Regions from separate parts of the Homo sapiens genome. Here region 2 is linked to region 1. A link is a contact called in ENCODE Hi-C or POLR2A ChIA-PET data. All regions are on one chromosome and are shown on one strand. The core of a region is the stretch at or near the end of the contact, and the rest is flanking DNA. Distances in the headings are between cores, read along the strand shown. Region 1 overlaps AKAP13 (A-kinase anchoring protein 13). Region 2 overlaps AKAP13 (A-kinase anchoring protein 13).

Region 1 (5,332 bases), core at 1,495-3,994:
AAGGAGGAGGGACCTACACCATCAAGGACAGTTTAGGAATATATCCTTGCCAGGATCCATGGCCCCCATTCCTGCCACGCCCTCATGGGCAAGTCTCAGAAGAAGCACACTGAAAACTTTTCCAGCAGGTGCCCACCTGTGCCCAGGGAGCACCACCAGTCTGATGTGTGGGAGTGGAGGAGGGTGATTAGGTGCTACTGCCATCATATCCTACTCCCACTTGCCGCTGCTTTGGGGATGTCAGTTCTAAAGGAAGCAAGCTGATTACACCAGTCCCCAGAAGCTCCCATTCTTGGCCACACGACCACCACCTGTCATCAGGTGTTGGTGACATCCAAATTGGTTGACTAAAAGAATGTCATGCCCTCTGTCTTGGGGCAAAGAGAAACTTGAAGTTAGGTGACTTGTTCTGTCTTTGCTGTGGTTTCTAGACACAAGGAAAAGGCAGTCAGCTTCATGCCATACAACACCAAATGTTTCCTTTTTAATCCCCATTTCATCTAATATCAGGATTGGCAAACTTTATCTGTGAAGACTCAGATGGTAAATATTTTCGGCTTTGTGGGAAATATGGTTACTACTGCAACTACTCGTTTCTTATGTTTTTTTTTTTTTTGGTAGCACAAAAGGAGCCATAGACAATACATAAAGAAATGGGAGTGACTGTGTTTCAACAAAACTTTATTTACAAAAACAGGCAGCAGGCTAGATTTGGTTCACAGGCTGTAGCTTGCCAACCACTAGTCTAATATAACCTTTTAGTACAGTTTTCCAGCAGTTCACACACCCCCAAAGACATCAACAAAAAACAGATTAAGACCCCCTGATTTAGTAGAAGAAACTCATGCCAACATACAGTTACAGTGATATAACAGGTGCTATAAATAGAAACATTTCAAAAGTGCTATGGCCTAACAGAAGATAAAGAAAGAGAAGGAAGAAAATTTGCCAGAGGAGACTACAAAGGCTACCCAGAGAAAGTAAAATTTATGAATTTCAAAAGCCATGTAAGAGCTGACTAGGAAGACAAGAGATAAAGTCACTCCAAGGAGGGGAGAGTATGTACGAAGGCACAGAACTGAACAAACACGGTGTATTCAAGGACTAACGGACCATGGCTTCAGCATAGGGAACATGGGCATAAAGCAGTGCCAAGGATCAGCCTTTATATTCTAGACCAAGGGGGCCCATGAAACGATTAATAACATCATCTGTCCCATGTGCTTTCTGTACATGGTTGGTGAAGGTCAGGCAAGACGATCATAAACAACTGTTTTATATAACACTAATAACCATTGGTCTTCATATGTCCCCTTAGCAGTGAGGTCATCCCTGACCATCCTCAATGAAGTATGAGCTCTCCTACCCTAACTCTCCTTATCTATCTTGCCCTGCTTTATTTTTTCCATAGCATCATTTACTTTCTGACACGTATTTATTCATGTATGTCTATTTAATACATTATATATTATACCTATATGTATATATAAAATTCTAAAAGCATGTATTTATGTATTTATCTGAGTTCCCCTTTCCTCCCAACTGTTACGTAAGCTTCCTGAGAGGTGGGACCATATTTGTTTTATTCAATGCTACATCATTGCCTAAAGGTATGTCTCGTTGTTCTAGGTGCTCAATAAATGTTGGCCAAATGAATGCACGAATTCCTTTCTGGTCTCTCTTTCTGTAAACAATCTTTCTTTTTTTGTTGTTTTTGAGATGGAGTCCCGCTCTGTTGCCCAGGCTGGAGTGCAGTGGCACAATCTCAGCTCACTGCAACCTCCACTTCATGGGTTCAAGCAATTCTCCTGCCTCAGTCTTCCCAGTGGCTGGGATTACAGGTGCCCGGCTAATTTTTCTGTATTAGTAGAGACGGAGTTTCACCATGTTGGCCAGACTGGTCTTGAACTCCTGACCTCAAGTGATCCGCCCACCTCCTCGGTCTCCCAAAGTCCTGGGATTATAGGCATGAGCCACCACGCCCGGCCTGACAATCTTTCTACAATTCATCTTAAATACTTAAGATGACTGGATGAGAAATTAATTAAAAGATCTAGAGTCTAATGGTCTGGGTATGCCAAATTTTTAGCTCAGTTGCCCTTAAGAAGTCACTTAAAATATAACTAAAATTCAAAAAGACTAATGACAAGAAGAGCACCTAACAGCTTCACCCTTATTTATTTAACCTAGGGGCTTTTCCTATATCTGTCTCAGCAGGAAAATACTAAGATAGTATCCACATCCCTCAAAATAAAACGCATTCTTGAAACTAGCCAACAAAGCCATTTTTATAAATCTTTCTTTAAAAGACACCTCAAAGTATCTCATGCAACACGAATAGAAATCCACCAAGAAATTTATCGACTTTTACATAAAGTCATTCCAGATAAAGACTTAGGTTGACTTCACTGTTAGAAAATATTAAAGAATTTTATTTGGCATTTAAGGTTACTTTTTATTTAAACTAGGCTAATCTTTTGCCCAATAAAGATACTGGCCAATGAAATCCCTATAACCTGTCTTCTTTTTTAATCAGGTTGTGTGTATTCTCCTGCCAAAACCATACCCCTTTCTCAATGCCAACACAAAACTATTATTTTAAATACTACTACCAGTCATAGCCCAAATTCATACTGTCTTCCAGCTTCATAATTTTGCAACACTAAGATACAGGATAATTCTTAAAGATGTCCAGGCACCACCTATTTGGTCCATTAAAACAAAGCCAGCAGATGGCGCTCAATAAATCTACTCAAGTTCTGTGTCTATGGAGTAGTTTTAGAGATTGTTCTAACAGGGATTTCAGACAGAAAAGAAATTAAAACTACTCAAGTTTGGATATAATTTAATGTATGGTCCCTTTAATGAGAAGTATTCCTTAAAAGGAAGAGAGTGTTGAAAAATTGTAAGAGTGTAAGTTCTTCTTGTTTCAATGTACAATTCTCCCTCTCAAGTCTATTTTTGTCCAGCAAAGCTAAATTGTTCAGATGGTGCTGGCTTTCAAACACATGTGCGCACACACACACAGAGAGTGAGAGCAAAAGAGAGGGAGAGAGAGAGAGATGGGAGAGAGGGGGAGAGGGGGAGAGGGTGCGAGGGAGAGCAAGAGCGAGAGAGCAAGAGAGAGAGAGCGAGAAAGAGCAAGCGAGAGTGTCTCTACCTCTGAAAAATGTTTCACAACTCTCTGGAAGTGGTAGAATTATTAATTAGGTCAATACTTAAAGAGACATTCTCTCTTTTGCTAACAAAACCATATATTTGGCTAAAATGCAGACATGTAAGGATTTTTTTTTTTTTTTTTTTTTGGAGACAGGGTGTTGGGCCCTGTCACCCAGGCTGGAGTACAGTGGTGCGACCATGGCTCACTGCAGCTTCGATCTTCCAGGCTTGAGCAACCCTCCTGTCTCAGCCTCCCAAATAGCTGGGACTATAAATGCACGCCACCATGCCTGGCTAATTTTTTCTTTTTTTTTTTTTTTTTTTTTTTTTTTTTTTTGTAAAGACAGGGTCTCACCACATCGCATAGGCTGGTCCTGAACTCCTGGGCTTAAGCTATCCTCCCACTTCAGCCTCCCAAAGTGCTGGGATTACCAGCACGAGCCACTGCGCCCAGCCTGTATTAATTCTCCATAAAAATTTAATGAAAGAGTTAGAAGTGATTAGCTAAAATCAATCTCTCTGGCTCCTCATTCCTCGCTCCTTCCCCTCTCCTCTCTCCTCTCCCAGAGAGCAGATGGTTGAAGATTATACTCGGCTACTTTGTTGCTGATTGAAAAGGTGACATTCTGTCATTAAAATCTGAAGATCTGACTTCTGCTCTCACCTATATCTTACAGTTATTCACCTAGCTTTCTTGGTTATTTATTATCCTCAGTTCTCTTGTTTTTCTCCAAAGTCATCAATTAAGTTGGGACTCCAGGCTTCTAAGCTGGCCTCCACACACTGGGAAGCACAGAGTCTCCAAAATACAATCTGATCAAGCTACTCTCCTGATAAAGCCCTATGCCTGAGCATGTCCCTTCAACACACAGCACACAAAGCCCCCAACAAACCTAGCCCTCACTGACCCCTCCAGCATCATCTCCCTCACAGAGCCTCTCCTCAAACACTTTGCTACAAGTATACCAAGCCCCTGAGAATTCATGAACACATGTTCAAGGCTCACTCTTCCTACCTGTCTCACTACTCGGCCATGCTGCTCCCTTTATCTGTCACACTGATGATTAGAGCGAGAGAGTAAAGCATGAAATACAATGCCTTTCTTTTCTAAGTAGAAACCTGGGCCCCTTCCTCAGATGAAGGGCCTCCTTTACCTGATCTAATACATACTATGCCTCACCCACTGCAGGCAGATCAAGGTGCCCTCTGATTCCATGAGTCCATCAGGTTTGCACAATCGTCATCTCTGCACCAGCAATGCCTAAGTCACGGAGCCCAGCAGGTCAAGTTGAATCACCTCTGGTCACACATCATTCCTAACCCAGGGTACAACATGCTGAGACCATGGAAAAGAGACATTCAAAGTTGGGAAGTGGGACACTGTCAACTACAAGATTAAGAAGGGAAGGTACCAATACAGAATGGACAGCATTGCTTTGGGGGCTATAGTACCAGAGGAAGACCACAGGCTTTGAAATCACGTGACTTAGAATACCAGCTTCCCTTGTTACCAGCTGTGTATTTAAAACTGCTGATTCTTTTAGGAGCTACCTCAAATTCCCTGTAAGAACTCCTAGATTGTAAACTCTAAGAGGATGGAAATTATTATAATCCCATATCTGAAATGCATGAAATAATGGCTCTTGTATCAAATGCTTACTATGTGCCAGGAGTGTCTTAAATGTCTTACACAAATTAAGGTTGCCATTTAATCCCCTTACCACGACATAAAGTAAGTACTAAAGTATTTTAACAAGGTATACCAAGTACGTAGCATACACTAGGTACAAAGAAAATGTTCCCATCCATTCCCAAGTAAATAGAAACATCCCACATTTCATAATCTCCATGTCTCTACCTCTCTTAATCTCTTCTAGTAAAACACACTATTTCTCAAACAGAGCCAAATAAAGTATGGTAATAAAATTGATTACTTTTTGGTTTTACTTAATAATAGGTGAAGAATTTTAACTAAATGGCAAATAAGTCTTACGAAAGAAACTGTCTGAAAAGGTGTCATATGGAAATTTAGGAGAAGAAAATCCATCTAATTAATTTTAACGGTAAACCAGCTTTTTTGTAAAGCTGGTTAAGCTTTCTGATTTCTAACGAATAGTTACATGAGTATCAAACAACCCACAGTACTTAACCACAAAAGTAATCAGAAGAAAAT
Region 2 (5,230 bases), core at 1,834-4,333, 50 kb before region 1:
AAAGTTGATTAATCCTATTTAAAAACAGTTACATTAATAAAATAGGTCCTCATAAAGAGATAATGTCTTTTGGACAAACTAGATGTGACTTTTCTCATGTTTCTCCTGTAATTTGCTGCTTTTGCAGAAACATATAACATTGATTTACTCTCCCTCATAATAGCACTGCACAATAAACAGGTAAGGTGGGTCAGAGAACTTCTCAAATTACTTACAAGCGATCAGATTTTTTTTAACTTTTCAATTCATCACTGAAGCAAAGATTCTAAAAATGAACTACTGGAAAAATGAAATTTAATGTGCACAGATTCTGGGGAGAAAAACTACTGGCAGAAGAGATAAGAGGCATAGCATAGATAGGAATACGGCATGTGGTATAAGCTATAGACCCATTGGACAAGGTTTCATTTTCTCCCAAAGGTAAACTTCATATAGGCCTGAGCAAAGCTGAAAACCAACTGAACAATAGCAAGAGTATTTTAAAAGTTCAGTCCCACCCAGTCTTTATTATTGTTGTTATTGCTATTAAAATCAAAAGTATCCAAATATCAGCTTTAACAGTCATGTTCTAAAGAGGTTCTGTCGTGTGGGCATGGGGGCTCATGCCTGTAATCCAGCATTTTAGGAGGCTGAGGCAGGCAAATCACTTGAGTCCAGGAGTTTGAGATCAGCCTGGGCAACATACAAGACCTCATCTCTACACAAAATTTTCAAAAGTTAGCCAGGTGCGTTAGTTAGTGGTGGTGCGTGCCTGTAGTCTCAGCTACTGCGGAAGTTGAGGTAGGATGTCGAGGCTACAGTGAGCCATGACTGGGCCACTGCACTCCAACCTGGGCAACAGAATGAGACCTTATCTCAAAACAAACAACAAAACACAAAAAAAACCACACCTAACAAAAACGACAACAAAAGAAGCTCTATAATTTGTTGAAATGATTTCCCTGAATCAAATGTGAAATATCAGGAACAAATCACAGTACATAATAAATATAAAACGATTGTAAAAAGCTGTATTCAGTTTTTCAGAGCATTTTCATCATAAATATCTTATTTAATCTTCCAAGTAACAAGGCCAAGGTTCTGCAGATAGATAGCGTTTAGGCAAATCAACCAAGGCTTCACAGAGCTAAGGGCTGAAATGAGGGCTAAAAAATAAATTTTAAAATTAATTCCAAGCAATCTGTTTATTCTAAATCAATTTAGTGTAGTAATTTATGTGGATTAATGAGCAGAAAGAAAAGATAAAAGCAAAATGTTTCTTTAGATCACATTTTAAAATGGCACTAAGAGGTATTCGACTGAACACTCACACCTTAAACAACAAAACCACTTCAAATGCACATATTCTCTAAAAGGAAGTGTATACACAAAAATCCCAGAAGACGTTTACAGCAAAATTGTGTAGAGAATTTTTATTTACTCTGTATGTATTCTAAAACGCAAATCCAAATCTTCACTTAAGGAAAATAAAACAGGTGCTTATGGTAGAAAATGTCTTCGACTGGAAATGGCGGCTTCTTCTGAAGAGCTTTCTGAGGAGGTGACCTAACAACTGACCTGAGTGGTATGAAAGAGCCAGCATGCAGAGTTAGGGAACAAGAACATCAGGCAATGTGTACAGCAAGTACAAAGATCCTGAGGTGGCAATGAGCTGGCCAGGGAGGTTACAGCCAGTGTAGCTGTGCAGACAGAGCTATGGGAATGAGAAAAATGTTATGAAATGAAGTCTCAAGAGTTGCACCAGGTTCAGATTTCACAGAGCTTTGTGAGTCCTGGTAGGAACTAGGATTTTATTCTTGGAGGGGTGAGAAAACACTAGGGGGAGGAAGGCAAAAATGACAAAACAAAAGAAGGATGCTAACAATATTTACTACAGTCATGTGCCACTTAGCCATGTTTCAGTCTATGATAGACCATATATGGAATGATGGTCCAGTAAGATTATAATGCAGCTGGAAAATTCCTATCACTCAATGATGTTACGGCTGTCATAATGTTGTAATGCACTGCATATCTGCAGTGATACTGGTGAAAGCAAACCTACTGTGCTGCCAGTCATATAAAAGTATAGCACATAAAATTATGTACGGTACATATTTGATAGCGATAATAAAATGACTATGTTGTTGGTTTATTATTTACTTTTAATCCTCACAAAAACTCTGAGGCAGGTATCAGTGTATTTCCATGTTGCATGTGTGGAAACTGAGACTTAATGAATAATTTCCCCAAGAATTCACAGCTGTAAGTGAAACGGCCACAATCTGTACTCAGAGCTAACTCTAAAACTTATGTGCCTCCTTCCACTACCCACAACGAAACCTACCTCTAAAAAAGTTTCAAACCACATTCAAATTATACTAACTGGATGTCTGATGTAATATTTATCAGAAGCTAATAAAGTATATTAGGGTTTTTGTTATAAGTTTTATAAAATCCATAGCAAGTTTTTCAAATGCAAAATAACACAAATTAGAAGCCATTTCTCAGAGATAAGGTTACAGCATCCAAACCAAGTGTCCACAGTTTATGTATATGATACAACAAAATTCAATAAGCCCAGGATGAGTTTCAACTAATTTTCTAGCATTCTACCTGCCATGCAATAATCAACAACCAATCAGTCTCTGCCTTCTTACCTTGCCTAGCATGCGCAAGAAAACAATGGGGTTTTATGCTAACATACATAGAAAACCCAGTCAAATTAACTTAACTGCAGAGAAGAACACTTTTCTGATCCTAACAACACAAGTCCTTCAGGGAAGTTCAATGATGCTTCAGGTTGAGTTACAGCAAAAAGCCAGAGAAAATGTCAGAGAATAAACAATGAAGATTAACAAAGCATTGGTCTGGAAGCTGATACTCACACATGGCTGCCCAAGCACCCCGAATATCGCAAGCCCATCCTCTTTTAGTTTTGGCTTCATACTACAGCTTTAAAAATAGAGGAAAGCAGCCTGGTTACCCCTCCTAAAGGCGTGTTTCGCTCCAAGTTTACTTCTGACAAGGAACTGCAGCATCTAGTTCCTTTTCTGAGGGCTATTGCAATATCTTCTCAAAACCACATCACCATAATAGTGTCCAACCTTAATGAGTTCTACAAACCCAACCACAACTCTACTCAAATGGAGCTGGAGAAGCTAAATGCCAGAAAGGGGTAGGGGGTGGGGGGTAGCTAATCCACCTCAAAATGATGTATTTTAGCTATCCGTAGGGAACTCGCTGCTAGGCTAGTTATGGTCAGATATGCAATCCTGCATACCCAGGGCCACAAGATATTTTAGCACTGAAACTTAGTTTTCCTCTTTTCCTTCCTTTTTTTGGGGGGGAGGGAACATAGAACTGCCACTCTCGCCTTAATAATTAGCATAAGGAGAGTGCAAAGAAAAAGAAGGCACATCCTTGAAGCAACTACTGTCTATGAGTAATTTGCTCTAAATTTTGTGCTTTTAAACAAAAAAAGTTTTATAAGGTAATTGTTAGAGCATAAGCTGGAAAGTCAGACAGAGTTGGTTTGATTCCTTACTCTCACCTTACCATCTTTGTGATCTTGGACTACTTAAATTTCTCTGCGCTTCAATTTCCTCATCTGTAAAGTGAAAATACTAAATCTGTCATGAGGATTAAATGAATGTGAATTCAAAATGTTAGCTGTCTGGACACCCGAAACGATTGATATATTGTGACTGTGTGGTATGCTAGAGGGCTGGTATAATTCTAATGAACCAAAAAAGAAGGCAACTTCTGAGTATTAGACTTAAAAAAAAAAGAAAAAAAAGTAAGGGAAGCCTGCTTGTGGGGTAAGTGTCAAGCAACTACCCCTACAACACCTACCACAATTTACCCTCCAAAATTCTGTAAGGAAAATGGGGCTTGGTTTCCCCACTAGGTTAAGAGATAGTTACAATTGTGGGGTGAGGCTGACTAGGAAACAGTAAGTCAGAAACTGAATGGTGGTTAAAAGAGATATCATATTCATACGCACCTGAAATATTTCCAATGAATTGTCCTTCCTAGCTCTCCAAATAAAGAGATATCTAAGCTCCTAAGAACTTTATAAACATGTTCTTGTTTAATCCTAACAGATCTATGAGGTACATATTATTTTTCCCTATTTTGTAGATGAAGAAACTGAGGCCTATAAGAGATGTTAAACAATAGGGACACACCAAGTTCAGCTTTGCCATTTTTAAGGCCAAAGAGATGGATGCCTGCTGAACAAGGATTAAGTGATTACAGGGCTACCATCACTATCAGTGAGGCAGCACCACCAATACAAGAAATACTATTAAAATAAAGAGTACTATGTAAGCATTCTCTACATAATCTAAACCAGCGGTCCCCAGCATTTTTCGCACCAAGGACCAGTTTCACGGAAGGCAATTTTTCCACAGATGAGGGGGCGGGGTATGGAATGGTTCTGGGATGAAACTGTTCCACCTCAGATCATCAGGCATTAGATTCTCATAAGAAGCATGCAACCTAGATCCCTCACATATGCAGTTCACGATACGGTTTCCACTCCTATGAGAATCTAATGTCACCACTGACTGGACAGTAGGCAAGCTCAGGTGGTAATGCTCGCTCGCCCGCCTGACACTCACCTCTTGCTGTGCAACCTGGGTCCTAACAGTCCATGGACCAGTACCAGTCTGTAGCCTAGGCGGTGGGGACCCCTGATTTAAAGTACAAATCTCCTTATGTGCTTTTTATGCAGAAATTCTATTGGCCAGTTAAAGCATAAAATATGTACTATAAGAATAAAATGGTACAATAATCAGTGACTATAGAAACTGTTAATGTCATATGCAAAAACAACTAAAGAGTTTTCAAATGGATAAATAGTTTGACAGTTAAAATGAATATTAAGAGATAGTGCACCGGCTAGATAACCTTAGGAAGAACATTTTATCTTTATTAAGCCAACAAATATTTATTAAAATTTAAATGGTATAAGAATTACAGATGTTAGGCCAGGCACGGTGGCTCATGCCTGTAATCCCAGCACTTTGGGAGGCCGAGGCAGGCGGATCACCTGAGGTCAGGAGTTCAAGACCAGCCTGGTTAATATGGTGAAACCCTGTTTCTACTAAAACTACAAAAAATTGGCTGGGCATGGTGGCGAGTGCCCGTAATCCCAGCTACTCAGGAGGCCAAGGCAGGAGAATTGTTTGCATCTGGGAGGTGGAGGTTGCAGTGAGCTGAGATCGCGCCATTGCACTCCAAATTG

The links. Hi-C counts contacts between places; a loop is a spot of excess contacts on that map. ChIA-PET counts read pairs that join two places held with the same protein, here RNA polymerase II (POLR2A). Pooled maps may share reads with other maps.
Region 2: a loop to region 1 is called in a pooled map, with 2.0 times the contacts of the local background. The contact joins two enhancer-like sites. A Hi-C loop is called at or near these places in 5 of 168 maps with a recorded cell type or tissue (B cell, Calu3, GM23248 and 2 more), 1 of 37 single-sample maps with no recorded cell type and 6 of 50 pooled maps. POLR2A ChIA-PET finds 5 or more read pairs at or near these places in 5 of 52 experiments (CD4-positive, alpha-beta T cell, Caco-2, OCI-LY7 and 2 more).

The regions. Positions count from the first base shown.
Region 1 is chr15:85,502,668-85,507,999 of GRCh38, reverse strand. The region is part of intron 2 of AKAP13 (A-kinase anchoring protein 13); the gene reads right to left. Among named protein-coding and RNA genes, the nearest start is that of AKAP13, 120 kb to the right of the region's middle. Within about 2 kb of position 2,744, at least 5 of the 41 ENCODE cell types and tissues checked have a DNase peak (open chromatin) inside an H3K27ac peak, as active enhancers do.
Region 2 is chr15:85,553,129-85,558,358 of GRCh38, reverse strand. All of the region lies in intron 5 of AKAP13 (A-kinase anchoring protein 13), which reads right to left. Among named protein-coding and RNA genes, the nearest start is that of AKAP13, 180 kb to the right of the region's middle. Within about 2 kb of position 3,083, at least 4 of the 41 ENCODE cell types and tissues checked have a DNase peak (open chromatin) inside an H3K27ac peak, as active enhancers do.